2 separate regions of the Homo sapiens genome follow, and region 1 is linked to region 2. Evidence: chromatin loops called from intact Hi-C (ENCODE). Cell type or tissue: heart right ventricle. All regions are shown on one strand. Each heading gives the region's core, and the rest is flanking DNA. Links, peaks and the distances in the headings are about the cores only.

What was found. Peaks named below come from ENCODE experiments on the same cell type or tissue, not always from the same donor. Only the 100,000 strongest peaks of a DNase experiment are listed, where the experiment ranks them.
Region 1: it touches region 2 in a loop (3-fold over the local background); 63 of 110 quality-filtered maps call a loop at or near these places.

Annotation. Positions count from the first base shown.
Region 1 is chr14:70,891,244-70,906,706 of GRCh38, reverse strand. No RefSeq gene overlaps it. Among named protein-coding and RNA genes, the nearest start is that of PCNX1, 8.5 kb to the left of the region's middle. RefSeq lists an enhancer at 12,450-12,609. In heart right ventricle, for the core only: no CTCF peak of the experiment used is centred there; no DNase peak of the experiment used is centred there.
Region 2 is chr14:70,814,005-70,829,467 of GRCh38, reverse strand. LOC124903341 (a long non-coding RNA gene) reads right to left here and starts at 7,595. Exons shown (of 2, transcript XR_007064246.1): 1 at 7,346-7,595; 2 at 5,484-5,648. It overlaps MAP3K9-DT (MAP3K9 divergent transcript), which reads right to left. Exons shown (of 2, transcript NR_184164.1): 2 at 13,420-14,357. RefSeq lists a silencer at 7,476-7,675 and an enhancer at 11,442-11,736. In heart right ventricle, for the core only: no CTCF peak of the experiment used is centred there; DNase peaks (open chromatin) are centred at 7,293 and 7,499; H3K4me3 peaks cover 1,865 bases; H3K27ac peaks cover 1,870 bases.

The DNA of each region.
Region 1 (15,463 bases), core at 4,684-12,683, 75 kb before region 2:
TGTTTATAAGGCGTGTCTGATCTCACTGAATAAAATTTTATAGAAAAGTTTGAAATTTGAGTTTATTGAAGTTTGGCTTTTATGGCAATAAAAGTACTGTGTATTCCCAGATTACAGTTGCTATAATTAATGAGGGAAACAAGAGCCAAAGGAAACTGGTGATATTTTAAGAAGAGTAATGAAAAACCGTTACAATACCTCCCAGTGCCATACCACTTTATAGTTGCTCAGACACTATCACACCCATTCCATTCAGACCTCAGGACAACCCTTTGAGGGCAGCATAGCAGCTATTGTTATTTTATGGATGAGAAAACCTGTAAACTCAAGTAAGTGATTGGCCAAATGCTTATGGCCACTTATTGCTCATAAGCAATAAGTGGTTGAGAACTCTAAAACCAGCAGTCATGCTAACTGCATGCACTGAACTTTGGAAGTTCATTTCTCAAGGCTCTCCACCTTATTATCCATTTCAGGTAAAAGTTTGAATTGATTAAGAACAGTTCAGCACCTTCTGGTTATCTGTGACCAGCTTAAATACATGACCAGTTTTCGTCAAAGTGCAAATTCTTAGGGCATCATTCTATAGACACTCTGTGGGGTGGTACCCAGCAATCTGTTTTAACAAGTCCTCCGGAGGATTCTAATGTAGCTTACCACTGTAGAACACCACACCATCCCTAGCCTTGATTTGTTTATGTCCTTATAACCACAAAGCCACTGAGTTCCAGTAAGATACCTTGAAATTGAGAGCTGTGAGTAAACACTGGACAAAATATACTTTAAAATATATTTGTATATCTAAAAGCAAAATTATGATTAAATAATGCAATTTTACAATTAAAATAGTGGCCTTGAAGCTGGTGTCATAGATACCAGCTATTGTCAAGTTTTCATTTGTTTCCCCTAAAGGAGACAGGAAAGCTCTCTGGGAAGGTTTTGGAAGTAATCCCAACCTTTCCAACACAAAGAAAGATGTAAACAAGGATAAAATTCCAATACCACATCAGTTTCCACAACAGCAAAGATCCGCTATGGTTTAATATAAAAGGATTAACTGTAATGAGGGTGAGGTGGATGGGGAGAAATGGAAACTAGAACCAGATACATCCGTGGAATCGGAGGCCAACCCAGCTGGCGTGATAAACGTTCAGCCAGAATGCAGTATCTGGAGGATATGGAACCGGCAGCAGGCCAGGAAGGCAGCCGGCATCAGGCCTGTTAAACAGAGAATGTGGGTGTTGTAAGCCAATGGACAGCTGGAACACATAGCCTTGGAAAATCCAGGAGTGGGCAAAAATTGGGAAATCACGGCAAGCCTTGAGAAAGTGTGTTGCTTATAGCAAGGCCCCAGCTTCAGTGCTGGGGTTTTCTAGGTCTGCCCTTTCGTTTCTACAGGGAATTGATGAAAACAAATAGAACTCAGATCCTTGAGCTACTGAGATACTCACTGGAGGCCCAAGTTTGAGGACCCAGCAGGACAAAACAAATATTCAAAGGCTGGATCTGGGGGGACAGAGTGAGACTTACAAACAAAGCAGGAGCCTAATACCTAGAACTAGGACCAAACTTCACACTGAGCATGGTTGCCTTATGTTGAAGTCCCAGAGTGTTAATATAAAGCTCTAGTTGCCCTCCAAAATGACTGGGATTGATCCCAGAACCTGAGGTGTGAGTCACATGGCAATAGCCATTGGGTGAAAAGGGGTTAGCAGGATTGGCAGGCCCAGAGAGTAGAAACAGCAGTTAGAGACTACATCTTTCAGCTCTGGACTGGTAGGAGCATTTTAGAAAAATACTAATTAACTGACTTAGGGAGTAGCAATTGAGAGTATCCAGTGAAAAAGCTGACCTTTCCAAATGACTGACTCAGTCATTGGGACGGGGTGGATGGGGGGGAATGAGGGGGCGGGGAGAAAGACAATCCTACAGCGCTCTCTGTAGCTCTCAAAATGTTTGTGAATACTGCCTGCCACAACAAGCTTCCTATTTTATAAACTAGAAGCTAAGGCAGAGAGAGGTTAAATGGTTTACTCAAGGTAGCACACTCCATCATGCCCATAAAATATAACAGCAGGACAAAAATCCAGGGAACTAATTTTGCTAAGTGTTAACCCTCTTAGCCATGCATAGAAGCCATTAATAATGTTACACTTAGCATGTCAAAGTTAGCAGCCATGACATACTACCAAATCACCATTTGACATTTGCTCATCTCTCAGCTAATCCTATTAAAATTATATTTTCTGACTAGCTCATAGGCCTCCTGGGGACTGAGAGTACTCGACAGCAGATGCTGTCTCCTGCCTGAAAAGGACAAAGCTGAATGTACGAAATCTAATAACCCCACCCAAGCCCACCTTGGAGCAGAGTCATGCAAACTGCAGCTCTGATCCATTTTTGTGTGGCAATTATCTGTTTTAGACATTATGGCCCACATGTCCTGCCAATGATCCAGACGCAGTAAGTATCCATGTCTTCCCCCAGTCCTGCGCCTCTTCTTTGTCTTCGTGAAACCAACATTTTCCAGCTCACTCAGACTTGGAACCTCATATATCCTTCCCCAGTGTCTAGTCTCCACAGGCTTTCTCCTGCTCAACCCTTCCCTTACGTTGCCAGATCAACCGTTCTGGAGAATCCCCTCATCAAGTCGTACCCAGCAGTCTGCTATTACCACCAATTTCTCCTCTTCTAAACCATTCTACCTTCCACTAACAAATTAATCTCCCTAATCCACTTTTCTTAAAAGCCTTTAATTCCCTTCAGGACTAAAGGGATACTCCTTAGCCGGGCAAAGACCCCAGCAACCTGAATCACTATTTTCTCCAACTTAACTGCCGCTACTCCCCAGCATGAACCCTTTTTATTGGTGAATATCAGTATAACTATTTATGTTTATCAGCCCACTCATTTATTAATTTCTGCCTCTGTGCTTTTACTGACACCATTTGCCTTACTTAGAAAACATTACCCCTCCACCTGCCTGCTAAAATCCACTACGTCTACTCCAAACCCATTCTTCTATTTTTTGAACAGCCTAGAGCACTCACATGTTCCACTCATTTAGCGTTTAATTATGTGCTACTTCAAATCCCTCCATCTAAACTGTACATTCCTTGAGGGCAAGGCACTTCTCAGCATGTTCCACAGGGCCTAGCAGAGAAAGCTGTTAGCATCAATTAACACTCAGTTCATATACATTGATTAAACAAAGCACAGAAACCAATGGCTTTCCAATTAGAGATTTTAATCTGTTTTTTCTTTTTTTCTTTTCTTTTTTTTTTTTTTGAGATGGAGTCTTGCTCTTGTTGCCCAGGCTGGAGTGCAATGGCGCAATCTCGACTCACTGCAACCTCCACTTCCCGGGTTCAAGCGATTCTCCTGCCTCAGCCTCCTGAATAGCTGGGATTACAGGCACGCGCCACCACGCCCAGCTAATTTTTGTATTTTTAGTAGAGACAGGGTTTCACCATGTTGACTAGGCTGGTCTTGAACTTCTGACCTCAGGTGATCCACCCGCCTCGGCCTCCCAAAGTGCTAGGATTATAGGCGTGAGCTACCGTGCCCGGCCTAATCTGTTTCATCATTCATTTGGTAATTCTTCAACATTTCAAAGCATTTCACCAGCTTAGAATAGCAGTTCAAGGAAGGAAAAAATAATATGAAATGAAGGTGAAGAGAATTTGGAAGAGAAGGCTGGGCGTGGTGACTCACACCTATAATCCCAACACTTTGGAAAGCCTAGCTGAGAAGATCACTTGAGCCCAGGAGTACGAGACCAGCCTGGGCAACATGGCGAAACCCCATCTCTACAAAAAATACAAAAATTAGCTGGGCATGGTGGCGCAAGCTTGTGGTCTCAGCTACGCAGGATGCTAAAGCAGGAGGATCACCTGAGCCTGGGAGGTCAAGGATGCAGTGAGCTGTGATTGCACACTCCAGCTTCAGTGACAGACTTAGACCCTGTCACAAAAAAAAAAAAAAAAAAAAAGGAAAGAAAAGAAAAAAAAGAAGTGCCCCAGAATTCTTCTGTGGATCTCTTTTAGCCATTTGCTGTGTACTGCTTTAGATCACATCAGGAAAATAAATATCAAATGGAAACTTCCCAAATCTCACATAATATAATTATAAAATACCATCATCTGGATATGAAGCTAAACAAGTGAAAATAAAAGACTTTCTTACTAACTAGGAGATGATTCTTCTTGGAAATCTCAACCCAATCTCCTTTTTTTAAATGTCAACTCCATATGAGTAATTTAAAATATGTTTTTAGTGACACCAACTACTTTAGTAATTCTTGTTATGGTTTTGTGTCATCCTGAGAGTGTCTTCTGTCATGTCTCAAAAAACCAATTCACTTTTCTTAAACTTACCACACTTTGGGAGCAGGGCAATGAAAGGAAAGGGAAAGCATGCAAGATACTGCGAAACTCCCCAGATATTGTGAATCCCTAAATTAAAAATAATATACACATGAATTGTTTTTCATCTTTTGACATTAAAAGATTCTTCTATGTCAGTCTGATGTCTAATGTGCTTCACTATATCATATGAAAGAGCTTGTTTATCTTTTTTTTTTTTTTTTTGAGACAGGTTCTCACTCCGTCACCTAGGCTGGAGTGCAGTGGCGCGATCTCAACTCTGCAACCTCCGCCTCCTGGGTTCAAATGATTCTCACGTCTCAGACTCCTGAGTAGCTGGGACTACAGGAGAGCACCACTACGCCCAGCTAATTTTTGTATTTTTTGGTGGAGACGGGGTTTCACCATGTTGGCCAGGGTGGCCTCAAACTCCTGACCTCAAGTGATCTGCCTGCCTCAGCCTCTCAAGGTGGTGGGATTATAGGCGTGAGCCAGTGCTCCCAGCCTTGTTTATCTTTCTATTTCAGCTGGGGTAGCATAATTCCAACAGGACCTACTAGGCCAACTGATGTGGCTGGATGATTCTCTGAAGAGTTCACCCCCTGTATTAGTAGCTACCAGTGTCATCCAGAGCGCCTCCCTGTAGCTAAGTAGAAGTGAGAGTTGTCACCTTTGGAGGCCAGATGTCTGGCTCCTCTGGCAAGGAACACCAGGAACATTCCTTGGTGAGAAGGTGGTGTTCATAATGGAAAGGGCCTGGGGGCTGGAATCAGATGAATCTGTGTTTTAATCCACCTTCTGCTACTTTCTAAATTAGTCCTAGCCCCTAGTCAAGGAATCCGAGCAGAATTGAAGAGTCCTGGGGAATTCAAGGTTGCAGACTCATTGCATTTCATTTTGATGGCTGGAGCTTTTTTCTAATGACAAAAATAACATTCCAATGACATCATAAAAAGATCTTTCCCTTGGAGATTTTTCACTGCTTTCTTTATGGAAACCTTGACAGCACATGGGAACATATTTCTTATTAGTTTTTTTTTTTGTCTGTTTGGGGTTTTTGATTTTTAGCTGGGTTTTTGTTTTGTTTTGCCTCACCTACTGTCACCAGGATTCAGTGGCTGTTAATATACATAAGTATTTTCTAATTATGTACAAATAATATGTTTTGTATATACATCATAGGAGGGTGATACATATCAGTATAAAATCTCTCAAATCAGTAAAGATCAGGACACAAAGTAAAACCTCCCTGTTCCTCCAGTTTTCTTGCTCCGTTTCTCTCAACATTTCCTTCCTGTAAACTCATTATATTTTTAGGTCCTATGACAAGTGTTTCTCAATGTGTATATAGTCCATGAATGACCCCAAGTCAAAATCTTCTATTAAACACAGAATCCCAGCCAGGTGCGGTGGCTCACGCCTGTAATCCCAGCACTTTGGGAGGCCAAGACGGGCGGATCACGAGGTCAGGAGATTGAGACTATCCTGGCTAACACGGTGAAACCCCATCTCTATTAAAAATACAAAAAATTAGCTGGGCATAGTGGCACATGCCTGTAGTCCCAGCTACTCGGGAGACTGAGGCAGGAGAATGGCATGAACCCAGGAGGCGGAGCTTGCAGTGAGCCGAGATCGTGCCACTGCACTCCAGCCTGGGTGACAGAGCAAGACTCCATCTCAAAAAAAAAAAAAAAAAAAAACATAATCCTAGAGCCAGGTGCCATGGTGCACGCTGATATTCCAGCTACTTGGGAGGTTGAGACGGCATGATCACTTGAGCCCAGGAAGGTGAGACCAGCCGAGGCAACATAATGAGACAATATCTCCAAAAACAAAGAAACAAACATATAATCTAAGTTATGGTGCTTTATACATAGGGTACTGAAAAACTCCCTCAGTGTTGGGTATCTCTGAAATAAAGAATTAGTATAAACATCTATTGTTTTCTATCTTTTGATATTAAAAGATAGAATTCCAAGCAGCCAATAGAATACTGAAGTATCTTTTAATGAACTAATAAGGATTGATCTTTAAAATATATGGTGAAGTGGCTGGGTGCCGTGGCTCACGCCTGTAATCCTAGCACTCTGGGAGGCTGAGGCAGGCAGATCGCTTGAGCTCAGGAGTTCAAGACCAGCCTGGACAACATGGTGAAACCACATCCCTACCAAAAAAAAAAAAATACAAAAAATTAGCTGGGTGTCATGGTGCATGCCTGCAGTCCCAGCTACCTGGGTGGCTGAGGTGCAAGGATCATGTGAGCCCAAGAGGTCCAGACTGCAGTGAGCTGAGATCATGCCACTGCACCCAAGCCTGGGTGACAAAGTGAGATCCTGTCTCAAAAAAAAAAAAAAAAAAAAAAAAATATATATATATATATATATATATATATGTGGAAAAAAGTATATAACAGCACTTGTCATAAGAGAAAAGAATGTATTTTATGTGATTATCTGTGTACTGAATGTCCCTAGCAGAACATGTGAGAAAATGGCAGCAGGAATTGCCACAGGGGTGAGAGACCTTACTTTTGATTGTATATCTTTTCTCTTAATGAATTTTACATTATGCACATGTTATCCTTTTTTTTTTTTCTTTTGAGACACAGTCTCACCCTGTCACCCAGGCTGGAGTGCAGTGTCAGACCCCTCAATCTCCGCCTCCTGGGTTCAAGCCATTCTTGTGCCTCAGCCTCTCGAGTAGCTGGGGTTACAGGCAGGCACCACCACACCCAGCTAATTTTAGTAGAATCAGGGTTTCACCATGTTGGCCAGCCTGGTCTCAAACTCCTGACCTCAAATGATCTGGCCACCTTGGCCTCCCAAAGTACTGGGATTACAGGCCTGAGCCACTGCTCGTGGCCTGTGTTACCAATTTTTAAAAAGTAATAACCTGGTGGAGAAAGCCGATTCCTATCTTGTACCCAAGACTTGCTAAATTGAAATCTCTCACATGGAGCCTGGAGACGTGCATTTTTAACAAGCTTCTTTATTCTTCTGCAAACTGGTATTGAGAAGCACTGTCCTTGGCCTTTCCTTTTTAAACACTTCTTTCCTCTTTTTTTCCTCTGAACTTCCTACCATCACCACCACCACCTCTTCTCCTCCCTCATTTCCTCATCCATGGTGGATCTCATAGTTTTGCAATTCAATCATTCCACAGCTAGTGATTTTTCACTCTTTTCTCCCCAACCTTGCCATCGGCCAAAACCATGGCACTGGATGGATTTGCTTTCTCTGCCACCAGCATGCAGGCTAGCACTTTCCAGGTTGTGACCCTAACTGTTACCTGGAGTCCTCCTGGCAGTTCTCCAGTTCTCACTCAGCACTTCTTGTGTCTTTATTAATGACTTTTAAAATCTCACCAACGTCTTTCATACAACCCACACCACCCTCTCTCCCACAGAAAACATAGAGGGTATCAGACAGTAATTCCTCAGTTTCCTGCCCCCCCAACTTATAAATTTATTCATATGTACAGTCATCCTTTGTTTTCTTTTTTCCTTTTAAGGTGTTGTTCTGCCTAAGAAAATGGCTTCACCTGTGCTCTCCACCCCACCACCTAAACCCTACTGGGTTTGTTAACCTTGGTCCCTCAGGTACCACCAGCTTTTCCTTTCTGCTGGCACTTTCCTCCAGCCCAGAAACAGGCACTCTTATCCTCAGGGCTACTTCCTCCTCTCCCTCACAGCCAACTTTCTTAAGAGTGAAACAGTGTCTTTCACCTGCCTTGACCTTCGCTGTCATCCCTGCTTCTGCCCACATCATCAATGATTTCCTAGTTGCCATATCCAGCAGGCATTTTTCAGTCCCCGGCTTATTTAATCTCTTTGCTTCCAGGTCACTGCTCCTTCTTCCTGGTTTCCTCCTCTCTAATTACCCTAGACTTGAGTCTCCTTTATGGAATCCTCATCTTCCCTCTACTTCTCAGGATTGTCAGAAAATAAATAAGGGGGAAAAATCCCATCATCCACTTCAGGATTCTTTTTGATCCAGAAGATGATGAGACAGCCTCCCAACCTGAATTATGTAGTGACCCTCAGCCTGTGGAATGACTAGGAAATGAAAACAAATTCCTTATGAGGGGTGATTAGAAATATGACACCTCAAAAATATTGTGAAAAATCATGGTCTGAAGAACAGAAAAATGAGCTCTGCTTTAAACATGACAACTGTATTCTAAATTTGCTTTTTGGGTTTTGTTTTAAATCCCTCAGTCCTAATAGCCTCGAGTTTACTAGGAATTCTTAAATTTCCTAATCTCTAATTTATGCAGAGGTTTTATGAGCATGTATTTATTTATCTATCCACTCTTCCTTTGGACTTGTATTTTGAAAACCTGACAACTTATTGAGAGTTTGCTTGGGCCAGCCTCTCCACCATTTTACATCCAATTGGTCTTTTGTATTTAGTTTTTCATCCTAAAAGTAACACATTCATGGTATTTTTATCTGAGAAAATATAGGAAAGAGAGAGAAAGCTTTGTTAATAGGCCCACTGCCCAATCACAACCAGTGTAAATGTGTGATAACTTTTGTCCTGGTCTCTCCAGCCCTTCCTCCCTCTGCTTCTGTACTATATTCTAATTGGAGTTCAGAGCCTGATTTGGAAAGTTTTTATATCAACACATGCCATGTGCTTTGGCAGTTTGCTAAGTCTGAGAAACTTCAGAGACATTTTTTCCTTCTGACTTACCCATGTGTTTCACTTAGATTCTTGGAAACATTCTCTGTGCTACATGGCTACTAGCCTGCAGTTTCAAGTAACAGAAAATTCTATACAAACTCACATCGACAATAAGGAAAATGATCACTTCATACAACTGGAAGTCCAGGAGGCAAGCAGGCTTCAGGAGCAGCTGAATTTCGTGGCTCTGGATCTCTCTCTCTGCAATGCCCTGTGATGACCTATGTGTGTTGGCTTTGGCCTTGGGTGGCTTCTCTCATGGAGGCAAAATGGCTATAGCCATTACAGGTTTCACATAGCGATGCCATCAATTAGAAGTTCACCTAAGAGCAAGGAAATTTCCCTCCCAGGAACTTCCAACATACTTTTGGTTACATCCCTATTCTTGAGTTAATCCCTGTCCTCAGGGCACTGCCATACACTGACTCATTCTAGCCTGGGTTCCTGAACCAATTACTGCCCAGGGGAATGGAATTACCCTTAGATCAGTCAGTCCCAAATGTGAACTGAGGCTTAGGGGATATGCTGGGAGGGATAAATGCCTACATAAAACTGGACTGTGTCAGGAATCAGAGAGGAAGAATAGATGTTGAATGCCTGTTTCAGAACACCGTCATCAACAAAGCATGTTGTCAGATTTTTGGATCTTTGGTAATTTGATAATTGAAAAACGATGTCTCCATGTAGCTTTAATTTGAATTTCTCTATTGTGAGTGAGGCTGAGCCACTTGCATGTGCCTAGGAGTCATGTGTACTTTTTTTCCTCAGGTCTTGCCTGTTCATATTCTCTGCCCATTTTTCTTTTCTTTTTTTAAATTTTAACTCTTATTTCAGATTCAGGGGGTACATGTGCAGGTTTGTTACAAGAATATATTTCCTGTTACTGCAGTTTGGTATATGATTGAGCCTGTCACCCAGGTAGTGAGCATAGTACCCAATAGTTTTGCAACACTTGCCCCTCTTCCTTCCTTCCCCCCTTATAGTCCCCAGTGTCTATAGTTCTTGTCTTTATGTCCATGTGTACTCAATGTTTAGCTCCCACTTATAAGTGAGAATATGTGGTATTTGGTGTTCTGTTTCTGCATTAGTTGGCAGCTGTATCCATGTTGCTTAAAAGGACATGATTTCATTCTTTTTCGTGGCTGTGTAGTATTCCATGGTGTATACATAGCACATTTTCTTTATCTAGTCACTGTTGGTGTCTTTGTCCATTTTTCTATTGCATTGTAGGTCTTTGCTTTCTTATTTGTAGAAGCTCATTATATGTTAGGGAAGTTGGTCTTTGGTCTATAATAGAGCTAGGCATATTTTTGCAATTTGTCATTTTTTGGCTATGTTTATGGCTTTTTCTATGCAGAAAATTTTGATGTTGAAAGATTGAATGTATTAATCTTTTCTTGTATAATTCTGGATTTAATGTCATCATTAGAAATGCCTTCTCCACTTTAAGGTGAATAACTCTCTTTTAGTTTCTTCTAATACCATGATGATATCATTTTATGAATTTAAATATTAATATCTACTTGGACTTTATCCAGGTCAGGTGTAAGGAATAAATTCAACTTTGATATTTTTCTCATTTGATTGACTTTCATTTTACACTGTTCCATGATGATGGCTGCTTCTTGCTTTGTGACACTCAAGGTTTTGCCAACATTCTCTACAGTTGTTTTAAAAATCTAAGTATTCATCGACTTTAATTAGCAAAACAGTTACTCACCGAGTTTCTGTAAGTTACTGTAGGCCATGATATATTTTAGAGGTTGGGGAAAGGATAGGGTAAAAAGGTCTTGAAATCACACAAAGAATAATGCTTGTTGCATTTTAATAATCATTGCTTTTTGGAAACGTGCTTACTCAGGTCCTATAGGATTGGGGGAGGTAGTTTGTCCTTGGTTGCATTCTAAGACTCTGCTGAGCCCCAGAGTCTTTTGTTGTTGCTGGAGGCAGTCTTGCTCTTTCACCGAGGCTGGAAGGCAGTGGCGCAGTCTCAGCTCACTGCAACCTCCACCTCCCAGGTTCAAGAGATTCTCCTGGCTCAGCCTCCCGAGTAGCTGGAATTACAGGCATGCATCACCATGCCTGGCTAATTTTTGTATTTTTAGTAGAGGCAGGGTTTCGCCACGTTAGCCAGGCTGGTCTCGAACTCCTGGCCTCAAGCGATCTGCCCGTGTCGGCCTCCCAAAGTGCTGGGATTACAGGCGTGAGCCACCTTACCCGGCAAGCCCCAGAGTCTTAATCAAGAAGAAGCCCACCATGGGGAATGAAGCCCCCTTTAAGACTATACAGGATACGGGAGCCCACCAGCAAAGACAAACAGAGACACATCTCTGTTCCTTAAGCTGTGGATTTTGGCAGTGGGACTGGCCAAATCCAAACACTCGGAAACACTCTACTTAACTACCTTTCACTGCAAGGAGAATGCAATATGCATTGTGACTCTCTAGTGGGATAGAAACTAACGCCACAACAACAGGATGTCATGGTCACTGCTGAGTAGAAATCTTTTGACAAGTACAAACAGACCTCTGCTATAGCACTGTCACATTGCATTATAGTTATTTGTTTACTTTTCTGTCTTTCCCAGGAGCCTGGGATTTTTTTTTAAGAGAGGAAGCTCTTTGTCTTCTTTGAACCCTGTAGCTTAATACACTCACCCCTGTGTGTTGGAATGTGCTCATTGCATGCTCTTTCTCTATGTGGGCAGTCTGCTTACACATCCCACTCTTTAGTACTCACTGTCGAGCAGCCACCATGTGTCAGCCACTGAATGAAGGCACTTCACATCATTGCCTTTTAAAAATTCTCACAATAGTTCTCTAAGGTAGGTACTTCTATTTTCCCCATTGTAATAGTGAGGGAACTAAGGGGCAACAGATAGGTCAAGTAACTTGCCCATGGTCATGGGGATAACAGGTGATGGAACCAAGACTCAAACCCCAAGTGGTCTAACTCCAGTGCCCACTGCTCACAACAGCTACACTACATTGTTTCTCCCCAGTGTCTTGGGAAGAAAATAAATTATATGTAAAACAAGTACTTACATTTTGCCTTCTAGAAGAGTGGCATAATTTATCTCCTGGGATATAAGTTGTTTTTCTGATTGCTGTTGTTTGTTAGAAAAATGCTTTGATGTTCCTATTTCAGTAATCCCACTCCCACTCCACCCAGGGCCGAGCAAGAAGAGAGCGAAACAAAGAAGGCTAAATTAGTTTGTATGAGAAAGAAATAGGAATTTGTGGGGTTTTAGCTGGCTGCTCAGAGAGATAGCCTAAGGATCTAAAAAAGAAGATTGAGATATAAGAGGGTAGAGAACTCTGGCCACTCCATGGGCCAGCTAAATCCTACACAAGTTCAAGGGCAGCAGGAAATTTCCTTTGCTGAGGAAGACTTGAGAAATTAAAAAACAACCCTGACCTATCAGCAATGGTTTGCAACCCACAATAAGCATATGTAAGAGGGATTTTTCAGGGAGGAAGAAAGAAAAATCATATCCAAAGTGAAACAGAATGGTCCAGGGAGTCGGGGGGAGGGCAGCAGAGGCAGGGGCTGAAAGCAGCAGTTTGGAACAGGCAGTAGCAGTGAATCAAGCAGAGTCTCTCAGCCCACAACTAAAACAAAGTCACCCAAAAACCTACAGGAAATATTGTAAGTAACTTTCTACCACGGGCTGGGGGACTTGAACAAAACTGTCTCCCAGGTTGGGTGCAGAGGCTCATGCCTGTCATCTCAGCACTATGGGAGGCCGAGGTGGGCGGGATCGCCTGAGGTCAGGAGTTTGAGACCAGCCTGGCCAACATGGTGAAACCCCATCTCTACTAAAAATACAAAAATTAGCCGGGCGTAGTGGCATATGCCTGTAATTCCAGCTACTCGGGAGGCGGAGACAGGAGAATTGCTTGAACACGGGAGGCAGAGGTTGCAGTGAGCCGAAATCGCACCACTGCACTCCAGCCTGAGCAACAGAGCGAGACTCCGTCTCAAAAACCACCACCACAACCACAACAACAACAACAACAAAACTGTCTCCCAGAATCTGAGGACATGGGGATATCTGGTTATAGTAACCCTCTTTTTTTCCCTTCTGTAGAACCCCATTGCAGTTTGCTCAGCTGCATCAGATAACAATTTCTACCAAAGTGCTTAACATTTTAGTGTCAGTATAGATTAGGGCTTCGTTAACCTCAGCCCTGTTAACATTTTGGGGTGAATAATTCTTTACTGCAGGGATAAAGGCTGGGCATTGTAGGATGTTTAACAGCAACAGCATCTCTAGCCTCTACCCACTAGATGCCAATAGCTTTAACACTCTAAGTTGGGAAAATCAAGAAGGTCTCCGGATACTGCTGAGTATCTCATGGAAGATAAAAATCTCTTCTCCTCCCCGTCATTGAAACCTATTGTGTAGATGTAGATCTTTATTTAGTGCGAACTCATATCCTGTGTTCTTGCATCAAAACATGCCTTTTTTAACCTTAAAAAAAAGCAACAGCACAAGTTTGTGTAAAAATGACTCCCAAACATTTCAAGTGTTTCTACTATCACACTAGGTTGTCCAACCTCCAAATTTCTGGGGAGTGGCTAGGAGTGATGCTGCAGCAAATTCCCAGTTTTTCAAGAATGTTTACACTGTATTTGTGTCATAAGAGTGCTTCAGTTTTCTATTGCCTATATCTACAGACATTGTAGTGGTATCACCATTAACAGAACACTGCAGTTTTGACCTTACATACACATAAAAATTGAGAGTTGGTTATACAAGCTTTCCCTATAAGCAAGAGTCCATTAGAAGTTTCATTATAAGTGAAGGGTATGTGTTAGGGTTGAGTACCCAGCTTTGATACACAGCAGGGCTTAAATGTAGTATGTGCACTACCATAGTCAGATCTATCAGGAAGGCTGCACGATGAGCCACATTCTCCACTGATGTCTTTTGGAGATACTCAAAATGGATGATATTCACACAAGCAGGCACACTGTCATAGGAAAACTCAGATTCAAACTTTGGTGAAACCCAGTATTTTCCAGGGAGGAAAGCAAGGCAATAACTTATAATCACAAAAACTATTATTATCTCCACCAGCCATGGTCTTTTAGTGCTACTGCACAGATATAACTGATGTGTGTGATTCCCCAGATAGCTTGCTGCAATTTGACCTATTCTTTCTGCTCAAAAAATGCACTTCAGGCCAGGCGCGGTGGCTCTCACCTGTAATCTAAGCACTTTCGGAGGCCGAGGCAGGTGGATCCCCTGAGATCAGGAGTTCAAGACCAGCCTGGCCAACATGGCAAATCCCCATCTCTACTGAACATACAAAAATCAGCCAGGCTTGGTGGTGCATGCCTGTAATCCCAGCTACCAGTTCTGAGGGGGAGCTGAGGCAAAAGTATCACTTGAACCTGGGAGGTGGAGGTTGCAGTGAGCCGAGATCGTGCCACTGCACTCCAGCCTGGGCAACAGAGCAAGACTCCATCTCAAAAAAAAAAAAAAATGCACTTCAATACAAGAAAATGAGAGACTCTTGACTTATGATTCTAAATTATCACCATCAAATATAATTCTTTTGTTAATGACGAATTCTTGTGTGAAACGTCTCACAACTGAATGCCATACAGTGGAATAGAACCTGTTTACTGGGAAGGGTGTAGGATTGGGATTCAGAGAGACTGTGTTCATTTCTGGATTGTAACTCACTACCTGTTGCTTAAGAAAGCAAGTCTATTTCCTCATCTGTGGAATGCATAAAATGACCCCTTTATCTCAGGCTTACTGAGAGAATTAAATCAGGTTTGAAACAGTATGCTGTAAATTGCCAGGCAAGTGTCAATCATTGTCATTGTCTCCCACAGCTGCCAGTTCCTTGCATGGGCCACCATGTCTGTAGCATAGCCCCATAGAGTGTCTAGATTTTTCCTGCTACAAGCCCACAGAAGAGCCTCCTCAGTGATGCAATACATACGTTAATTTCTTAAGGTTAAAAAATAATTTCTCTAAATTGAGGTGAGTTGATATACTTTTCCAACCCAAATATCAGGTCTACTTCAGCAGCTGCTAAAGGAAAGAAATTACCCCTGCTCCTATTTCTCTCTGCTCCTGCAGAGTAAAACAGCAGCTAAAAACCAAGATTCTCTGACACTATTTCCTTTCTCAGCATTATAGGCCAGTATCCTGGGATCTGACATTAACCATTAGGAATTTCTTCAGCAGCAGCAGACTGGGAAAAGCAACTGCCAGTACTAAAGGAATACATTAAAACTCTTTTAAAAAAAAAAGTCACGAAGATAGTTGGATATGCTGAGTTGACTCAGACTCTTCAATATAGAGCAGTCATCTTGATGGCAACATTCATCCTGACTACGCTAAACAGGTGACCTATTCTATCAGCGATGGTGTCCAGAGCCATTGAAACACAA
Region 2 (15,463 bases), core at 2,491-10,490:
GCCACGACATTCGGCCTGATGAAACTTTAGAAGCTGAGGCCCGTACAGGTGTGGTAAGACCATTATAACGCCCAGGGGCTAAAACTCTGGCGTAATGAACAGTGGGGGAGAGACAACCTCTTTCTCTGTCTCTCACTCCCTGACTCTTTTCTCTCTGATGAATAATATTTAGTTAATATTTGGATGTGCATTTAATTGTGTTATTTGGATTCTCCATCCCTAGTGATATATAATCTGCATACTTTATAGATCTTGACTAGTAGTGGAAATAAATACTTAAAGTTTCTGTATCTAGATTCTTTGTCAAATATTTATTGTTCAAAGAAACACTGATATATGTAGATAAATAAAATTCTTATAATGAAGACATTTTGAAATAATATTTAGGCAAATTCTATTGTGAAAGGAGGCATGGAATGGTGGAAAGAACTCTGATTTAGTGATACTAAGACCTGAGTTCTGGTCCTAGATCTGCTATTAGTTAGCTGTATTACTGGCCTATTATTTATGATTCTATCAGTATTACTTTGGGGGGCAACTTCTATGATATTAGGAAGATATTTTCAAGAGGGACCTGTGTTGACTAGAAATACATAATGCTCATTAAGAAAATTTATAACGTAATCCCAGCTACTCGGGAGGCTGAGGCAGGAGAATCACTTGAACCCAGGAGGCAGAGGTTGCAGTGAGCCAAGATTGCGCCACAGCACTCCAGCCTGGGCAACAAAGTGAGACTCTATCTAAAAAAAAAAAAAAAAAAGAAAAGAAAGAAAATTTATAACAAAAAATATAGGCCTCTTTATTTTTATTTTTTAAAATTAGGGATGGGGTCTTACTATGTTGCCAGGCTGGTCTCAAACTCCTGGCCTCAAGCAATCCTCCTCCCTCAGTCTCCGGAAGTGCTGGGATTATAGGCATGACCCACCTGGCTCTAGCCTGTCTCTTTAATCACCACTTTTGTCCTGCTTTGGAATCCGATTCCTGATTTTATTTTTTGCTTTAGAAATGAGCAATAGGTAGTTTGGCAGAAGAGCGAACAGGTGTGGAGGGAGCTAACAGAGGTTTTGTTGAAACCACAGACTTGCTTTCCTGAAATAAGCATCAGCCTTCATCCAAATGCCTTGTGTAGATTTCCATAAATAAAAACCTGATGGTAAATATAGATTCATTAAAGGGTCTTAAACTAGGAGCTAGGCTGTGCTGCAGGCTTGAGCAGGGGACACAACACAACTTCTCTATTTTATCCTTTTCTTCTTTTTCTTCACTCATCCATGAGCTTTTATCTGAAAAAGCAGAGAGCAGATGTGCCCGAACTCTTTGGTTACAAATACTTGATTGGCTAATTTGGTTCAAAAGATATTTATTTTGTAAGAGATGAAAATCCGGGGTGGCTACAGATTTAAAGGAATAACTGAACCCAGGGACCAGGCACCGTGATCTCAGCAGGGCTGAAGCTTTTCTATGTGGTGCTGCGGTGGCATGGCCCGGCTCCAACTGCCCTCTGCATTTGTGTCTCAGCTCAAAGTTCAAAGTCCCCAGAAAGTGATTCTGTTGCTCAGTTTAGGCCCTAAGTCCACCCTGTCTATGCTCAGGGGAGGGGTCATGTGATTAAAGTCTCACCAGAAGAACATGGAAGCAGGTGAGGCAGCTCCCCGAAAGTGTGTGTGTGAGTGGGGTTTAGCGGCTGTTACCAGAGGAGGAAGGCTGATGGGAAAACACCATGGTGTCCAAGGCTCTAGAACTTCTCAGAAAGAGCTGTGAGTGGCAGCTATGTCAGATACCTCCAAAATGCTCCCAGGGCACAACTGGGAAATTTCAGGAGCATTGAGAGCCAGTTGGCCAGAAGGCTGACATCCAGTGGCTGGTTTATATTTTAAAGACTGCAGCCAATGTTTTTTCTTCCTCTTCTTACAAGCTTGTAAACAGCTGGCATTCAATGATATTCATTGACTGATGGGATGAGTAAATGAATGATGACACAGCTGTTACATGGGCCAAGGGAGTCTTCTGCTCTACATTAGCCTTAGCAGAATTAGTTTAGGAACTGTTTAATGGTGATTGAAGCCCACCAGAGCTATCTTTAGCAAAAGCTGGCCCTTGGTGGGATATTGTTTACAGCAGGCAGGGACAGATGGGAACCAAGGCCTGAATGACAGGGAGCCTCTTGTTTTCATTCCTCTCTGAACGTCTACATGCTTTCTCTGGATGCAGTTTGGGTTTTTTTTTTCTTTTCTTTTTTTTTTTTGAGACGGAGTTTTACTCTTGTTGCCCAGGCTGGAGTGTAGTGGCATGATCTCAGCTCACTGAAACCTCCACCTTCCAGGGTTCAAGAGATTCTCCTGCCTCAGCCTCCCGAGTAGCTGGAATCACAGGTGCCCGCTACCATGCCTGGCTAATTTTTTGTGTTTTTAGTACAGATGGGGTTTCACCATGTTGTCCAGGCTGGTCTTGAACTCCTGACCTCAGGAGATCCACCCGCCTCAGCCTCCCAAAGTGCTGGGATTACAGGCGTGGGCCACCGTGCCTGGCCCAATTTGGTATTTTTAAATTTTCAGTCCACCTAGTCAGAAAATAGCTTTCTAAGCCTCCAGTGTTTGTATTTCCTCTGCTCAAGAGCCCAGAGTGACTGAGACTGAGCCACCTTCATTCCCATTCCTGGGGTCTGCACCTGGCTCAATCAACCAAAATGGCACCTGAGGAGGTGTTATCATGTGGATTTGGCAATCCACTGTTATCATGTGGATTTGGCTATAGGAGCAGTTCTTGGGAAAAAGGGGAGATTCAGGCAAACAACCCAATTGGTATCTCCCGCAAAGCCAAATAATAATTACTACTTGCTTACATTTGCATAGTGCTTTAAGGATACTTGTTATCCATGATCTCATTTGATTCTTGGCACAACCTTATGAGGTAGGCAAAACAGGTATTAATATTCTTACTTCACATCTACTTTATTTCACCTTGCTGTGGGTCTGTTTTTAAAAATTCCTATCTCGGCTGGGCACGGTGGCTCATGCCTGTAATCCCAGCACTTTGGGAGGCTGAGGCGGGCAGATCACGAGGTCAAGAGATCGAGACCGTCCTGGCCAACATGGTGAAACCCTGTCTCTACTAAAAATACAAAAATTAGCTGGGTGTGGTGGCATGCATCTGTAGTCCCAGCTACTCAGGAGGCTGAGGCAGGAGAATTGCTTGAACCTGGGAGGCAGAAGTTGCAGTGAGCCCAGATTGTGCCATTGCACTCCAGCCTGGCGACAGAGCAAGACCCTGTCTCAAAAAAAAAAAAAAAAAAAATTGTATCTCTTCTATTTGCCTTTACATTTATTGAGGGCGTAGATTATATCTTTTTACCTTTGCACTTAGATCTCTAGCACCTAGCTCTGGGCTCTGTACATGATGGGCATTTAATTGATATTTCTTTTCTTTTTCTTTTTTTTTTTTTTTGAGATGGAGTCTCACTCTATTGCCCAGGCTGGAGTGCAGTGGCACGATCTTGGCTCACTGCAACCTCCGCCTCCAGGGTTCAAGCCATTCTCCCGCCTCAGCCTCCCTTAGTTGATATTTCTTAAATTGAATTTCTGTTTTCCAGATGAGAAAACTGAGGTCCAGGCTGGGCGAGGTAGCTCACGCCTGTAATCTCAACACTTTGGGAGGCCAAGGAGGGAGGACCACTTGAGCTCAGGACTTTGGGACCAGCCTGGGCAACATTTGTGAAATCTTGTGTCTACTAAAAAAAAAAAAAAAAAAAAAAAAAGCTGGGCATAGTGATGCATGCCTCTAGTCCCAGCTACTTGGGAGGCTAAGCCAAGAGGATACCTTGGGCCTGGGAGATTGAGGCTGCAGTGATCAGTGATCATGCCACTGCACTCCAGCCTGGGTGACAGAGAGAAATTGTCAGAGAAAGAAAGAAAGAAAGAAAGAAAGAAAGAAAGAAAGAAAGAAAGAAAGAAAGAAAGAAAGAAAGAAAGAAAGAAAGAAAGAAAGAAAGAAAGAAAGAAAGAAAGGAAGGAAGGAAGAAAGAGAAAGAAAGAAAGAAAGAAAGAGAGAAAGAAAGAGAGAGAGAAAGAGAGAAAGAAAAAAGAAAGAAAGAAAGAAAGAAAGAAAGAAAGAAAGAAAGAAAGAAAGAGAAAGAAAGAAAGAAAGAAAGAGGAAGACAGAAAAAAACCTGAGGTCCAGAATGCTGAGTGGCTTGCTTTGGGACACACAACTCTAGGGACAGGAACCTAATGATCCGCAACCAGTTATCATCCCTCTATGTATCCAGTGGATGATTCATAACAACAGAGATAAGCCTTTGGAACCCCAGTTATATGGTGGCTTAGACTAGGTTCACACCTGAGAGGTCTCCAGCAGCTCAGAAAGACCATGCTGTAAGACAAAGCACCCAGGCTCTGAGGTTAGAAGCCTGAAGTCTGGTGGCCTCCAGGAAAACAATCTCAGCCCTCCAAGAAGGGTCCTTGCCAGAGGAGTTGGACAAGCACCTAAGGAAGGCAGGTTATTAAAACCTGAATTTTCTCAGGAGCTGACTCAACTTTCTTAGCTGCCTCACATTTGAGTTTGATGGGAGAGAAAGGAGAAAGAAGCTGAGGTAGACACTGCCTTTGTGAGAAGCTTCCCATCACCTGGCAGAAGGCAGTCAGGGACAGCTGCAAGCTAGAGCTTATGGTCTCTGAAGTGGGCAAGATCATACAGCTCCACCACTTACAAAATGACCTGGACAAGCCACTTCAGCTGTGTTCATTCTCCCAGAGTTGTGTGAGGGTTAAATGAGAAAATCTAAGTCATTTGTCATTACATAGGATTATCATCTCTTTTCATTCAAGGTAGGAAAAGCAAGAATTGTGCCAGGCAACGATGAAGAAGGCAAAGTCCCTTTCCTCAAAGACTGATGGTCAAGGGAGGGGAGTAAATGGCAGAGTAAAGTGGTGAGGGATCTAAGTGTGGGTCGATCCTGTGGGAACCCACAGAGGAAGCATCCCCTGTATCCTCAGGATAGTCAGGAAAGGCTCCCCAGAGTGTGGACCTTTTTTTTTTTTTTTTTTTTTTTTGAGATGGTGTCTCACTATGTCACCCAGGCTGGAGTGCAGTGGCATGATCTCAGCTCACTGCAGTCTTGATCTCCTGGGCTCAAGCAATCCTCCCACCTCAGCCTCCCAAGTAGTTGGGACTACAGGCGTGCACCACCATGCCCAACTAATTTTTTTTTTTTTTTTTTTTGTAGAGCTGGGGTTTTGCCATATTGCCTATGCTGGTCTCAGAACTCCTTGGGCTCAAGTGATTCACTTGCCTCGGCCTCCCAAAGTGCAGGGATTACAGGCATGAGCCACTGCACCCGGTCGGAGCTAGGTCTTAAAGGATAGGTAAGACTTCATCAGGCAGGAGAAGCTGTGTTTGCAGGAAATGGTGGGATTATGGCAGGGTGACTACGAGGACATGGAATTATAATATGGCTGAGGGTGACAGAACTATCATCAGACGCCGTCTTGTGTCATCAGACTCCTTGTATTTATGCTGCAGAGGCCACACTTGGCAGGCTGATTTCAGGGGCATCAATCAAGAAGTCTCTGTGAAGTCACAGGCTTTCAAGATTCTTCTTCCCTTGCTTGCTGGGAGTGGCTGTTCCTCTGTTCACCTCCATTTCTTCAGAGCTGGAAGAGATGTGAGAATGATCTGGTGCAATCCCCTGCACCATGGTTGGTATGGATGGGTATCCCCATGTTATAAATGAGGCAACCGCGGCCGAGAGAAGCTGCAGCCAGTCCTTGGGGACGCGGCACCCAGGACTGCTTCTCCTAGAATTCAAGATGCTTCTTTTCTTTCCTCCCTTTTAGGTTTCAAATCTCTATTTCAGGCAATACTTGATATATTATGTATTTATAATTCAAGTTTTCAGACTTTTCTTAGCAGCAGGTTATAAAAAGGAGAGAAGCAGAAGCTGAGACAGGGAGGAAGCAAACAGAATGGGGCAGAGGTGGGAGTGGGAGGCTGAAGGCTTCCAGGAAGATAAGCTTCCTCGACTGTTAGTGGATTCCGCATCTGCGGCAATTCTACCCCCATCCGGACTAGAGGCTTTGGGACTACTGAGAACCAGGACCACCTATTTTCACAGCAAATGCCTGGAAGGAACCCAGGTGTCACATGTTGAGGGTTTATCAGAATAAATGGCTGTTATTTTCTTTTCCTCTTCCCTTTCCTTCTCACCTACCCTTATTAGTGATCTAGTGTCATAGCTGCAGAGTGACAGCAGGGAGACAGGAGTGAGCGGAGAGTGTGGGACAGAGGGGAAGAAAGAGAAACAGGCCATACGCAGACCTACAGGCAGCTCCTGAGCTACCCAGATCGCTTCTCCTGTACAGGAAGAGCTGCTGGCCCGAGGGAAGGGAAGAGGGGGTCCCTGTTGGAGCAACTGGAGTGGCAGGAGGCGAGTGGGTCGAGGGAGAGTTATTAATATGCACTAGAACACATATTTACAACTGGTGGCTTAAATTAAGGGCAGCACATTCACACCTAGCTACTCCCAGGCTTCCCACAAAGACATCTGAAGCGTGCAAAGCGCGCTCCCTGAGCCCAGCCCACCAAGGGGCGCGGCCCGCCTTGGTAGGGACAAGGTCTCTGGCGCTGGCCTGAGCGGCTGCGGGAGTTCGCTCCTGGGAGAGCGCAGCGAAACCGAGGGCATCCTTCCCTGTAAGAGGAGGGGGCGGAGGAAGGGAGGAGGGGAGGAAGGAAGGAGGGGAGGAGGGGAGGAGGAGAGGAGGAGGGAAGAAGGAAAGTGGGGGTGAAGGGAAGGAGGAAAGGAGGCGGGGAGGGAGAGACGGAGGAAGAGAGGGTGGGAAGAAGGAAGGAGAGAGAGAGGGCGAAGAGGGGAGAGAGGGGCGAACGAGAGAGATGTGGGGAGAGGGGAGAGGAGAGGGACGGGGCAGGGGAGGGGAGAGCGAGGGAAGAGAGAAAAAGAGAGAACGCAAGGGGGTCGGGGAGAAGAGAGAGGAGAGCGAGAGAGAGCGGGAGGAGAGGGGGAGGGAGAGAGACGGGGGAGAGCGAGACAGAGCGTGGGGAGACGGGGAGAGGGGAGAGCGAGAGAGCCAGGGGAGACGAGGAGCGAGCGAGAGGAGAGGGGAAGAGAGAGAGAAGGGGGAAAGCAAGAGAGTGGGGGGAAAGCGAGAGAGAGAGAGGGGAGAGACAGAGGGCGGGGGAGAGCGAGCGCGAGCGAGGGGAGGGGAGAGAGAGAGGCGCGCGCTGGTTGCTCCCGCGAAACCCTAAGCTCCGCCAGCGCTATTGCCCCTCCCGCTGCCAGCCCCGCGTCCACGTGGGGAAACTGTCCCTCCTGTGCCGGGAAGAAACGACTCACCGCCTTGCAGAGGCGCGGAAGCTGTGCGCGGGACGCCACGGCCCCGAAGCCGCGAGTGACCGCAGCTCCGATCCCCCGGCGGGAGGCCTGCCCGAGCGTGGGAGCCGAGCCCAGGGCCCTTTCTCCGCACTGGCTGCGGACCTAACCCTTCCTGGGCCCCTCCTCCCCCTGGGGAGAGAACGTCAGCGCCGAGGATCCTGATGCGGGGGCGCGGTGGCGCCGACCGAGAGCCCGCCCGGTCCCCGTGTTGGGGGGCAGAAGGGGAGGGGTGGGCCGCAAGGGGCGGAGAGGGCCCGGCGTCCCAGCTGGGATGGAGTTACCAGAATGGGGTTCGAGGCAGCCTAACCCTCCGCGCTGAGTCCTGGAAGGCAGCCTCTGTATGTAGCTCGGTGCATTTTGCACGAAGATAGGCTGCTCCCGGCGGGGTAGGGGGTCGGGGAAAGGTCCTCCTGGGGGTAAACTGATCAGAGAGCCGATAATGGATTCTGGCTCCGACACACGCCACCCCTGCTTGCTTAGTGGCTCTGCACCCCACTTTTTATATAAAGTGGTTATTCAAAGTACCTAGCACATAGGTTTTTTGGTGAATATTGAATGGGAAGGGCAGGTGAAGTCCTTGGCACAGGCCCGGCACACCGACCGATGGACCCAAGAATGTCAATTATTTTTGCTGTTATTCCCTCCAACCTCAGCTGTCCTTTCTCAGAAGCAAAGCTAGGAGACACCAGAAGAGCCGGTGCGAAAGTTTGGCTTGTTTTAACATAAAACCCACACTCCCTAAGGAAGTGGATTCTGAGTGGGAAAAGCTTTGGAGTCAGAAGCAGGAACCCCTGATTGGGTCTTGGGCTTCTGTTCCTTAGTACTGTTCCTTAGTACTTAGCCACACTGAATAAACTCCCTGGGCTTCCGTTTCCTTATTAGTAAAATTGGCTAAAAAGTCCCAACCAGGTAGTACGATCCCTTCTGCCTTTATTGAGGGCTCACTATGTTCTAGGCACTGCTCTTAGGGCTGCCTCCGTATTATCTCAGTTAATCTCTAAGCTAGTTTAGGAGGTAGTTAGGATTATTTAAAATCTCCATTTTGCACTTGAAGAAACCAAGACTTAACAGAGAGGCTAAGTAAATTGTCCTAGACCACACAGTGAGTCATGGCAGAACTGGACAGAACTGAGATTCAACTCAGGCAACCTGGTTCCAGAGTCTGTATTTTTTTTTTAATAGACAAGGTCTTACTCCCTCTCCCAGGCTGAAGTGCAGTGGCGCAGTGGTGCCATAGCTCACTGTAACCTTGAATTCCTGGTAGCTGGGACCACAGGTGTGCACCACTATATCTGGCAAAGTTTTTAATTTTTTGTAGAGACAGGGAGGGACTCACTTTGTGGCCCAGGTTGGTCTTGAACTTCTGTCCTCAAGTGATCCTCCGGTTTTGCCTCCCAAAGCATTGGGATTATAGGCATGGGTCACTGTGCCTGGCCTCAGAGTCTGTATGTACTCTTAGTCAGTATACTGGCACCTGTCTGTAAAAGTGTTTTCTGAACTCTAAAATAGTATATAAATGTTGGCTGTGATTACAGTGAGTGGTACAGTTGGTAGGTCGGTGGCTTCGTCTTCGTATACTAATGGAGGGTATGTCTATCAGTGCCCAACCTACTGCCTAGTACTCAATAAGCTGTCAGTCACTCTGCCATCCCTTGCCCACATCCCAGGAAGGAGTGTACCCATGCAAAAGAATGGCAATTCCATCATGTACAGAGCTGGGGAAGAGGGCAGACTATAAGATAACGAAGAGACATCATGAAGCTGCAAGCAATTGCACCTGACCTGGGTATCAACAAAACCCCAGGAAGCAAAGATGGGAAGGCTTCAGGTTGGAATCTCCCCTACTTTTCATAAAACACAAAGCACAAGAGAGTTTCCCTGATGTTCCACCGGCCAAGCAGGCTTCTCTCTGGGGCTCCCACTGACTTCACAAAGGGCTCCATCCAGTAACCCAGAGAACAGGCAACTGTCTTAAAGGTCTCATCAGTGTCAGGAGACTCATGTCTCATGTCTGTGAGCAAAAGATTCACAGCCTTCAACTAGGAAAGGAATAGCCACTTAAAAGGTCTCCTTGAGTAGAAATCTGGAAAACCACGTTAAAGGAGAAAGTATTTTATTATTTGAGTCTGAATGTTTTCTAATCATTATTGCGCCCTTAGTCATTTTATAGAGTTAAGGTTCTCAGGGACTAGACTGTTGTCATTTAACAGTTCTTGAATGAACTCCAGATGATGTAATCAACTGCCCACTTGACATCTCCACTTGGGTATAGAACAGTGATCTCAAACTTATCATGTCTAACATTAAACTGGTGAGATTTGCCCCCAAACCAGCTTTTCCCACATTCTCCGTTAATGGCAACGCCAGCCTTCCAGTTGCTCAAACCAAAAACCTTGATGTCATCCTTGACTCCTCTCTTTCTTTTATTCCCTTTCTGATTCATCAGCAAACCTGGTTGGTCTACCCTCAAAATGTATTTCTAAATTCTGGCCACTTTTGACCATACCCATTGTCACCTCCCTTTTCTAATTTGCTGTTATCCCTTGACAGGCTTACTGAATAGTCCCTTCCTCTCACAGTCCCCGCACTTGCTTTCTGAAGCCTGTTGCAAACCCAGTAGCCAGAGTGATCTTGTTGAAAAGGCAGACCACACCACTCCTCTGCTCATTGAAATCATCGGTGTGGCAGGGCATGGTAGCTCACGTCTGTAATCCCAGTACTTTGGGAGGCCACAGCAGGAGAATTGCTTGAGCCCAGGGGTTCGAGACAGTCTGGGCAACATAGTGGGACCTTGTCTCTACAAAAAACAAAACAAAGCAAAACAACGACAACAACAAAAATTAGCTGGGTGTGATGGCGCATGCCTGTAGTCCCAGCTACTCAGGAGGCTAAGGTGGGAGAACCGCTTGAGCCCGGCAGGTTGAGGCTGTAATGGGCTGAGATCACGCCATTGCACTCCAGCCTGGGCAACAGAGTGAGACCTTGTCTCAGAAAAAAACAAAAACAAAAACAAAAACAAACCTCTTCAATAGCCTGTCTCATTTAAAGTAAAACCAAAGTCCTCCTTTGACCTGAAGGACCCCATGTGAACAGGCCACCCTACCTCTTATAGCTCTTACTACCCTTGAGTTTGCTATCTTTTCATGAATACACAGGCATTTTCCTGTCTTAGGGCCTTTGCACTACCATGCAGTTTGCCTGAATGCTCTTCCCCTGTATCTGTATGACTGGTTTCCTAAATTCTTTCAGGTGTTTTTACTCAAAAGTCACCTTGTTGGCCGGGTGCCATGGCTCACACCTGTAATCCCAGCACTTTGGGAGACCAAGGCAGGTGGATCACCTGAGGTCAGGAGTTCAGGACCAGCCTGGCCAACAAGGTGAAACCCTGTCTCTACTAAAAATACAAAAATTAGCTGGGCATGGTGGCATGTGCCTGTAGTCTCAGCTACGTGGTGGCTGAGGAAGGAAAATCACTTGAACTGGCAGGCAGAGGTTGCAGTGAGCTGAGATCATGACATTGCACTGCAGCCTGGGCCACAGAGTGAGACTCTATCTCAAAAAAAAAAAAAAAAAAGTCACCAGTCACCTTATCAAGGAGGTTTTCTCTGGCCACTCAGAAAAGTAGCCCCTCCTAACATTTCGTATCCCCCTTCCCTTTTATTTCTTCTTTGCATTTACCCCTCTCTAATCTGGTATTATATATTTTAGTTGCTTACTTTGTTTCCCCCATTAGAACATGAGCTTTATGAAGGGAAGAGATGAAGGGATTTTTGCAGGAAGGGATTTTTGTTTGCTGTGTTCACTATTTTATCTCTAGTGCCTTGAATGGTGCCTGACATGTAGTAGACACGTGTATAAATATTTGGTGAATAAACGAATGAGTAGAATAAAAAACGAAGGACCCCAAATTAGCGCAGACCTTTTAGCAAGTCACTTATCCTCTCTACACTTCAGTTTCTTTGAATGTGAAATTGAGTTTTGCATAAGACAGCTCCGTTTCCCTCCAGCTATGTGCAGACATCCCTGAGTTAACTTGAAAAGCTGGGAGCACAAAGGGTGAAGATTTGGGTTCAAGCCCCAGTAACATCACTTGCCTGAGTCTTAGTTTCCACACTTAGTTAGCCCACACAACAAATTGAAAGGGCTCCACCCAGCGACCGCGAAGGTTATTCTAGTTCTTAACTAGAAAAAGCGTAATTATAAAAGGAAGAAGGCGCCATACCCCTCAATACCACACGGCGGCGCAATGGTCCACCTTTGTCTCTAAGAGGGCACTGCTGTGCCAAGTCCGTTATGAAACAGCCACCACTACCGTGCAATGTGTTATTCAGACAACTGTGACGGTTGCTCATTCCTCAGATCTTATTGGTTTGTTTAAATAACAAAAATATTTAAATTGTTACTGTTTTAGATAAGAAGGCACAACTCTCAAAACCAAAACAGAGAGCTTACGTTTGAGTTCAGTCTTGCCAACGTGATTTAAAGACCAAGGTTTGCCGGGCGCTGTGGCTCACGCCTGTAATCCCAGCACTTTGGGAGGCCGAGGCGGGCAGATCAGCTGAGGTCAAGAGTTCGAGACCACATGGTGAAACCCCGTCTCTACTAAAAATAGAAAAATTAGCTGGGTGTGGTGGGTGGGCGCCTGTAATTCCAGCCACTCGGGAGGTTGAGGCAGGACAATCGCTTGAACCTGGGAAGGCGGAGGTTGCAGTGAGCGGAGATGGCGCCACTGCACTCCAGCCTGGGTGACAGTGTGAGCCTCCGTCTCAATAAATAAATAAATACAGACCAAAACGTTTGAAAAGCTAAAGTCTAAATCCGTGTCAGGTAAGGGGTGCCACAGCCATGCTAACTTAGTCCACATATGTGTCTGCACATAACCAAGAATTTCCCTCCATGAGGTATGAGGGGTGAGGAGTAAAGGGACTGTTTGGATTCCAAGACTTTTGTTTGCTTGGAAGAAGCCGTTAAAGCGTCTAGCAAATAAAAAAGACTGTGAACCTAAGCAAGCCGTTAAGTAACAGGAGTCATTGTCATTATTGTTACTTATTAGTAGTGTCATCCTCAGCTTCTGTTTTCCTTCCTCCACCATCTCTCCAACTAACAATAATGATTTTAGTTTGAATTTTGTATTTAAAAAGATAAAAGTGATTTTGTAGTTCTTTATTACAATTACACAAATATCACATGGTTATTTTTGCTGTAGGAAAAAGAAAAGTAAAATGAAGGTGACATAGTTTGGCCGTCTGTCCCCGCCCCAATCTCTTGTTGAATTGTAATCCCCAATGTGGGAGGTGGGGCCTGGTGGGAGGCGATTGGATCATGGGGGCGGATTTTTCATGCATGGTTTAGCACTATCCCCTTGGTGCTGTCTTCAGGATAGTGAGTTCTCATGAGATGTGATTGTTTAAAAGGGTGTGGCACCTCCCCCGTTACTCTCTCTCTTGTTACTGCTTTCGCCATGTGACGTACCTGCTCCTCGTTGCTTTATGCCAGGATTGGAAGCTTCCTGAGGCCTCCCTAAAATCAGATGCTGCCATGCTTCATGTAAAACTTGAAGAATCGCAAGCCAATTAAACCTCTTTCCTTTATAAATTACCTTTTCTCAGGTATTTCTTTTTTATTTTTATTTTTATTTTTTTTGAGACAGAGTCTTGGTCTGTTACCCAGGCTATCTCAGCTCACTGCAACCTCCGCCTCCTGGGTTCAAACGATTCTCCTGCCTCAGCCTCCCCAGCAGCTGGAACTACAGGCACGCACCACCTTACCTGGCTAATTTTTGTATTTTTAGTAGAGACGGGGTTTCACCATGTTGGCCAGGCTGGTCTCGAACTCCTGACCTCAGGTGATCCACCCGCCTTGGCCTCCCAAAGTGCCGGGATTATAGGCGTGAGCCACCGCGCCTGGCCAGGTATTTCTTCATAGCAATGCAAGAACAGCCTGACACAGAAGGCACTAAAAATTACCCATGCTCCACCACTTAGCTCAGAAATAGCTGTTAAGATTTTTATATTATCCACCCAACACATTTGTAATTATATTTTATAAGGATTTTTACTACTCTTTCATTTATCATTATACTGTACACATTTCCACATCATTAAAATTTTTCATAATTATCAACAATAACATGTTTTTTTATAACCTGTTTAAAATTGACAAAAAGTGTATATATTTATAGTATACAACATGATGTTTTGACATATGTATGCACTGTGGCGTGGTTAAATCAAGCTAATTACCATATGCTTTTCACATACTTATTTTTTTGTGTGGTGAGAACACTTAAAATCTACTACCTTAGCAATTTTAAAGTATAAAATATATTGTTAACTATATTGACCATGGTGTACAATAGATCTCTTGAACTTATTCCTTTTTTCTAACTGGTAACCATCATTTTCCTCTTTTTCTATGAGTTCAACTTTTTTAGATTCCACAAGATCTGTTCCATAAGAGAGTGAGAGTTCATGTGATATTTGTCCTTCTTTGTCTAACGTACTATTCTAATTAGAAAATCAGAATATTTTAATGGTAGAAAATATTAAATAGTATAGGACAAAGAAAAAAAATCACTCCTAATCTCATAATCTAGATTGGTGATAATTGCTGTTCACCTTTTGATATATTTCTTTCAATAATATTAATGCATATATATTTTTCACAAGATTAGGAATGTATTATATATATAGTTCTCTTAATTTTTCAAATTTATTTAAAAATTATTTGAAAATTACAACAGATAGATTTCTTTTTTTTTTCCACTTAACATGATTATTTTCCCAGTCATTTCATGTTCTTCAAAAACCCCGATGATAGGAATAATTTTCTCTTTCCTGAAATCTCTCTTCTTGTGATTGGATCTGTTTGAGGTCCTGGACGGAAAGGCTTGGACGAAGTCCTTGCAGACTCAGCATGGTTGTAAGCAGTATAATTTCAGAGGGCTGTCCCATGGGCTCACTCTGCAACCAGGCTGGATGAAGCAGAAATGATTTGACCTTCACTCCTTAATTAAAGGCTCTGATCATTGTTAAAATGCAACTTGCTCTCCAGAGATGCAACATTCTAAACAGCCACCCCCCCCATAGTTTATTGCTTTTCTGAACTGAGGTTTTCCTAAAAGAGGAAAGATTTCTTACCTTTTTGGTGGTTCAAGCTACATTAACTCATAATTCCTCATAGAGGAATTAAATACTATCAACTGTAATAACATTTACAATTTATTAAGCACTTATTATTATGTATTAGGCACTGCCAGGAGGACCTCTTACTTCATCTAACCTTCACAGCAACCCCATTTTATACAATCTCATGTTACCAACAATGAAACAGAGGCTCAGAGAGGTGAAAGGCCTCCCACAGTCATGACAAGTTGATCAAGACTTGTCTGGGTCTGACTCCACAGGTCTGTTCCATCAGCCCTGCCACATATCTGCCCAAACCATTTGCCTAAAATCATATTTAATGCAAATGGAGTTTATGAAACAGGAACTAGGGCTTCTTTCCTGAAATGGTACACATGAGAGGTGAAAGTGGTGGGCTGGCTCTTTTAGAAAAGGTCAAAGGGGCCAGGCACGGTGGCTCAAACCTGTAATCCCAGCATTTGAAGAGATGGAGGCAGGAGGATCACTTGAGGCCAAGAGTTTGAAGCCAGCCTGGGCAACACAGTGAGTCCTTATCTCTACCAAAAATTAACAAAATTTGCCAGGTGTGGTGGCACGCACCTGTAGTCCCAGCTACTCAGGATGCTGAGGCAGGAGGACCCACTGAGTCCAGGAGTTTGAGGCTGCCATGTGATCAGTGAGCTATGATCGTGCCACTGCTCTCCAGCCTGGGTGACACAGTGAGACCTTGTTTCTTTAAAAAAAAAAAAAAAAAAAGGTAAAAGTCTGCTTGAGGGATTTTTTTTTTTTACATCAAAGTACTAATTTTAAATATTTCCCAAAAGAATCAAGGAAAGGGTGACATTCATTAACTAAGTCACGGTTTAGGCTCAAATAATACCAGTAACTACATGCTAGATTATGTGTTAAGCACATAACATATATAAGATAGGTACAATTATCCCTAATTTCCAGG